Linked DNA regions of Homo sapiens: region 2 is linked to region 1. The links are chromatin contacts, found by Hi-C or POLR2A ChIA-PET in ENCODE. All regions are on one chromosome and are shown on one strand. The core of a region is the stretch at or near the end of the contact, and the rest is flanking DNA. Distances in the headings are between cores, read along the strand shown. Region 1 has its middle 64 kb from the start of TENT5C-DT. Region 2 has its middle 16 kb from the start of TENT5C-DT.

What was found. A loop is a pair of places that touch in the nucleus more often than their neighbours do. ChIA-PET counts read pairs that join two places held with the same protein, here RNA polymerase II (POLR2A). Pooled maps may share reads with other maps.
Region 2: a loop to region 1 is called in a map of heart left ventricle, with 2.4 times the contacts of the local background. The contact joins two enhancer-like sites. A Hi-C loop is called at or near these places in 11 of 168 maps with a recorded cell type or tissue (CD4-positive, alpha-beta T cell, Caco-2, IMR-90 and 8 more) and 8 of 50 pooled maps. POLR2A ChIA-PET finds 5 or more read pairs at or near these places in 3 of 52 experiments (T-cell, activated B cell and activated CD8-positive, alpha-beta T cell).

Annotation. Positions count from the first base shown.
Region 1 is chr1:117,539,908-117,543,022 of GRCh38, reverse strand. No RefSeq gene overlaps it. Among named protein-coding and RNA genes, the nearest start is that of TENT5C-DT, 64 kb to the left of the region's middle. Within about 2 kb of position 1,787, at least 2 of the 41 ENCODE cell types and tissues checked have a DNase peak (open chromatin) inside an H3K27ac peak, as active enhancers do.
Region 2 is chr1:117,588,738-117,591,769 of GRCh38, reverse strand. No RefSeq gene overlaps it. Among named protein-coding and RNA genes, the nearest start is that of TENT5C-DT, 16 kb to the left of the region's middle. Within about 2 kb of position 1,334, at least 7 of the 41 ENCODE cell types and tissues checked have a DNase peak (open chromatin) inside an H3K27ac peak, as active enhancers do.

The DNA of each region.
Region 1 (3,115 bases), core at 538-3,037:
GGTCTTTGTGCTTGCCACTCCTTCCCTCTGCCAAGAATACTGTCAGCCCAGAACTCCCATGGCTCCCTCTGTCCCTCCATTCAGGTGTCTGCACAAGTATCTCCATTTTAGACAGCCTTCCTTAACACTATGTTTAATACAGGATACACATGCCTTCCCCATCCACACTCACTGTTTGCACCCCTCACACTATTTTACTTTTATTTGCAATACCCATTACAATTGACATTCTATTTGTTTATTCATTTGTAGGTTATCGTCATCCATCCCTGCCCTACTAAAAGTACACAAATTGTCTTACCAGTGTGTCTCCCATGTCTAGAACTGTGCCTGGGACATCATGGGCTTAATGACTATTTGGCAAATGTGTGAATTACATGATTACATGAATTAATAAACAGGCTAGATTTGGAAGAGAAAAAGAAAGATAGGACCCATAGATAGAAGGGGTTGCAGGCAGTGTTTTAACTCTCTGATGCCACCTTCTTCATGAAGCTTTCCTAATTTCCAACTCTCTCTGCCCACAGCACATTAGGCCTGTTCTATAGCACAGAGTCCACCTTCCAGCTTGGGTACGTTTAGACTGCTGTGATATTCTTGAGAACAGGTGCCATCTTTCAGTCACCTCTGCACCTCTGGTGCCTATCCTCGTCCTTGCCATAGAACAGATGCTCAATCAATGCTTGTCAAATTGAATTAAACCCATAATGGCTACACTCACTCCAGCCAAAAATGTCTTTAGCTTAACTGTTAAATGAGTCACTTTCACCAACAAAAACCAGATTTTAAAATTATTGACAAAAAGACTAAATGGAATGAAGCTCTTTCTAGATAATTTTCCTGCTTCAAAGCAGCCTGAGAGCAAAGTAGAAATGACAATATATTGATAGCTTCTGGATGGTAGGGACTAAATACAATGAATCATTGTAAATCCTACAGTAACTCAGCACTAATGATTACCAATGTGATTTGTAAACAAACAAATGTTGCATGACTTTTTTAAAAGCCCCTCCCCCCTTTGCAGTTTTTGAATTTGCAAAGTACCCCCAGAAACGATCTCTAGGTCCCCCTCAAGCTAGATGATTAAAAATGTCTAGTTTCATTTAGGAGGAGTTTTGTAGTTCTTAAGTCCAAGAAAGTGAAAGCTCTGGGAAGCATCACTGTGTGGCTAAGGTGTGCTGAGTGGCTGTGGCTGTGCTTTCTGCAGCCTTTGCTCTTCCAGTGTTGCTGGGAGATCAGGAACCGTATCAACCAAGGTCTCTTCCGGCATCCACTGGCTCCTGGAGAGGCCAAGGAGTATTCTGCTCCCTGCTGTCACTTTTCAAGATACTTTGCTGGCCCGTGAACAATAAGCCATGGGCTCTGGGTGAATGAGGCTGCTGCACCTCTTCAGGCCGTCTCCCTTGGGCCTCCCCACAACACCAGAAATGCACTTTGAGCTGCATATGCACAGGTGATCTTCAATACCCTCTTCCTGAGCTAGGCTGACAGTGAATGTGGGTGAAGAAAGAAGGAAAGGAATAAAGTATGTGAGAAGCACCATGTGCCTTTGAAATCACAGATGTTTGTCAAGTGGAAAAATACCAAACCCTCAGCATGTTTCACTTTGTGTTTCTTGGAAACATTTCATCAAAGGGGCAAAATAAAATGTGCCATCTCTACTGGAGCCAGGTGAGAGCTGCTTCCTTCTTTTCTCCACAAACAGAGTTGCCATTTCCCAGTATTGGTCTGAAGAGTGCTGAGGCCCTGAATGCCCAGAGGGAACTGCGGATTGCGTCACACGGGTGCCCTTTCAGGAGAACATCCCTGCCTGACATGTCTTTGGGAGGCTTCCAGCAGTCTCCAGTTTTCTTCTCAGTCCTGACGTCTTCAGGGACTGTGCTGTGGACAGTGCCGAAAAAAGCTGGTCCTGCACAGCTCCTGGAAGCTGCAGCCCACCCTTGCCCCTACCCCAGGCAGAGGGTAACCTCAAGGCCATGACTTCCTCCTCCTCTGGTGCTGCTTACTGTGAGCCAGGAGGGTGGCCTGGCCAGGCTTCTGAGGTCCCAGTCAGCTGCAGACCCTTGTGGGGCAGCCCAGAGCTCCAGCGAAACTCACCCAGCCTGGGCAACAACCTTATACCAAGCTGTGGAAGAAGAGGCCCCCCAAGCTCTGCAGGGGAGTGAAGGATCCCTGTAACATTTCCAGTGGGCACTGGCTCTCAGGAATGGTTGGCTTCGTATTCTAAGCTGAAGTGGTGAGGGCTGGGCCCACAGGCGGACTCAACCAGCCATTGTTAGAGGTGGTATCGCCTAGTGGTTAGGAGTGCAAGCTTTTGTTTCGAATAACCGTGGGGAAGCCCCTTAGCCTCTCTGAGGCTCAGTTTCCTCACCTGAAAATGCGAGTGATGCTACTACCTCCCTCAGTTTGTTATGAGAAATACATGAGATGATGTTTGCAGTGTGATTAGCAGAGTGCCTGGCATTTTAGAAGGGCTTGACCTATAAGGGTGTTATTGCTAAGCTGAATGAGAAGAGCCTGAGGTGTAGAGAGATATATAGTCTTCACAGGACATGCGGCAACTACCCTCCACTTACAAAAGTCGTGGTAGACTGGAAGGTGTTGAGTAAGGCTGGAGCCAAGTGGTGATTGTGAGTGAAGTCCTAGACTCCTCTGCCCCAGACTCCAGTCCAACAGGACAAACTGTTCCGGAAGGAAGGATGGTCTGAGCCTCAGCTGGTCGGGCCTAGTGATGCCATGTGGGACAACCTATTCAATCTTCATAACCACTCTGTAATAGGTGTATAATTATCCCATTTTTCAGATGAAAAAATTGAGGCTCAGAAAGAGATGTTATAGTTGTGGCCCAAGATCATACAGTGAATATGCAACAGACACTGTTCACCTAAACACAAACTTCAAAGCTTACATGAGGCTGTAAAGCAAGGGGACACTAAGAACAGGTCTGGGGTGGTCCAGCAATGGGGCTGTCTGGAAGTGGCCCCTGTCCAGGGGTTTCTGTGGCCTGGCCTCTAAAACCCCTGCTGTCTGCCTATTCTTCAAGCCTAGGCCTCTGACTTTCTGCAGACTATCTGAACCTCCATATATCCTTCCATAAACACCTTTTATGTAAGTA
Region 2 (3,032 bases), core at 85-2,584, 49 kb before region 1:
AGCCAGGATTCAAACTCAGGCCAGGTGGCTCCAGAGCTGGCCACTTTTGAACAGCAGTGTGTTTTTTAGGATGACAGTGACCCCTGGACAGCTCCTGGGTAGCTCTGGCACCCTCCTTTCCCCCTCCTTTTCCCCGCTCTTCCCCCTCCTCTCCCACTCCTCTTCTCCTCCTCTCCCCCTCCTTTCCCCCTCCTTTCTTGGAGCTTAATGCTGAGCCCTGGAGGGAAGCAGACCTCTACCTGGAGAAGTTTCTACTGTTTACACAGTACAACCTGTTTTGTTCCTTTTTTCCTGAGGGACTTGGGTATAAGAGTCTGGGCTGGGAGCCACAGGCAGTGGGCAGAGCCTCCGCCCATTAAGCAGCAACTCTAGGAACGCTCCCAGGTTGCCAACAGGGGTGATTGCTAAAAAGGTCACTTCTTGAACACACCTCAAGCCCTCTAAATCAGAATTTTAAGCAGCTGGGGGGAATATTTGGGAACCCATGGCATAGGAAATGGAGCACCCAGCTTCTGGGTGAAAGACCTGGGCATGTGTGCCAGGCAGCCCTCCACATAACCTCTCTGAACCTTTGCTCCCTCTGTAAAATGAGTATAATAATAATGCCTCATTCACACCACAGCTTTATTGGGAGGGGGAACTGTGATCATGTATGCAACAGCTTTTTAAAGAATTTTGGTGACTAGCTAACAATTACTGAACTTTCAACCTCAGGGCTTCACAAGAATTATCTCCATTTTTAAGACATCCAGGCAGCGAGGAAAGCTCAGGAATGGCCCAAGGTCCCACTGCTTAGAAGTAGTAGGACCCCAGGCTTGCTCTTGGCTCAGTCTAAATCAGAGCCAACCTCCCTTCCAAATACTGGCTTCACACAAGGGCAATGTCATGCTGATCCAGTACCTGTTGTGTAAGTCACACATTCTCGAGATCAGACAAAGCAGAGATGCTTAGCAGAGGCATAAGAACCATTCCACACACAGGAAAGCCTGAGAAACGTCTCCTGCTGATCAAAACCGCCACTTGGGGCATGCAGCACACTTTTTACCTGCAAGCATCCCAGCCTGCAGATAGGGAACCCCAGCGTGACTAGAATCTTCAGCCAAACCCCAGGCCACGTTGTGGGCAGTGGCTTCAACTGCTGCCTCCCATCCTATGTTTTGTCTGAAGCATTACCAGGGAGCATGGACACATTGAATCAGATCATGGCCGTGGAGCAGCCTCCCATGCTGATTCTGTTCCCTTTGCCCCCAGCTCCTCACAGCTGAGTCAACATCACCATCTGCAGACTTGCTCCACCCAGCCCTCAAGCCACACTGGCCTGAGAGGCCAACCTTCAGCTGCCTCAGCTCCCATCAAGAAGCTTAGTGACCTTCCTGAGAGCCCAGACACAGGCCACAGTGTACCCGTGGCCCAACTGGTACTCCTGGAAACTCCTGTTCTGCAAATGAGCTCTTGTGCCTACATCTCCAAGCATGAGTCTTTCTAGGTCTCCAGTTTGTGTAACATACATTATTTTATGCATAATATTAATTTCAAAAGAGTTGTTAATATTTAACTGAGGTCTGACTGGCTGTTGGGCATTGTGCTGTGTGCTCTACCTGCATTATCATAGGGAATCATCACAACTAGAACCATTATTATTCCCATATGACAGATAAGGAAATTGAGGTACAGAGATATTAAGTGATTAGCCAAGTCCAGCAAGTGACAGAGCTGGGAGTGAGCCAGGGCTCCTGGATGGTAAAGGCCATGCTACACTGACATGGCCACCATCCTGTGTCCCTGGTTTAATAATCTGCCCCCCCGTTCCAGATCCTGCCCACACCCCAGGGTCCTGCCTTCCTACAGACCAGGGTGTGGCATCCATGGACAGACCCTCTATTAGTCTGGGTTCTCCAGAGAAAGAGAACCAGTAGGATATATATATACATATTTATTCTAGGAATAAACTCACATGATTATGAGGAACAGGAAATCCTGCAATATGCCAATTGCAAGCTGGAGAACCAGGAAAGCCAGTGATGTGATTCAGACTGAGTCCGAAGGTCTGAGAACAAGAGAGGCTGCTGGTTTAAGTCCCAGAGTTTGAAGGCCCAAGAACCAGGCACTCTGATGTCCAAGGGCAGAGAAGATGGGTGTCCCAGATCAAGAAGAGAGAAAAAGAATTCACCCTTTCTCTGCCTTTTTGTTCTGTTCAGGCCCTCAAAGGATTGGATGCTGCCCACGCACATTGGTGAGGGTGATCTTCTTTACTCAGTCCATGGATTCAGATGTAAATCTCTTCTGGAAACAGCCTCACAGACACACAGAAATAATGTTTTGCCAGCTATCTGGTCACCCTTTAGTCCAGTCAAGTTGACACATAAAATGAACCATCGCAGACCCCGAGTCCATAAGTCCCATCTTCCTGGACTTGGTTCCTTCAGTACTCCACACGCAAGTCCTGCTGGTTCCTGTCCAGGCCTCGGCAAGTCCATTCACACCCCACCCTAGTCCATGTGACTCCTTAGCTAGGCCCACAGTATTTCCAAAGCCTCCCAACCTGGGTCCCAGCTTCCAAGTTTATCATGCTTCCATCTGTCCTGCTGGTGCCTGCCAAAGGTCTCTTTCTGAATGATTCCTGCTCCATCCTCAGCAAGGCTTTCCAGCCCCTCACTGCAAGGTACAGGGTCAGAGGCAGACTTTAGGCCTGGCATTTAAAGCCTCACAGACTGACCCACGTTCCCTTCAGCCTGGTCTCCTCACGTTGCCCTTGACCCCTTCAGTCTGTCCAGGTGAGCCTCCTTCCTGTGCCTCATAATATACCTAGTGATTTCTCACTTCCATTCACATCAATGCGTCAATGTGGACGTTGCTCATTCAGACACTTGAAAATATGAATTGAGCACCTACATGTGCTAAGGATCAATTCAGGTACTGTGAAAAATCAAAGAGCCCAGTGCCCATCCTGTGGAGCTTGCAGATGAGCTGAAGAAGCAGAGTTCAGTGTCTTTGAAGAACTAAAAGCCAGGATCATGGAGCGGGGTGAGCTA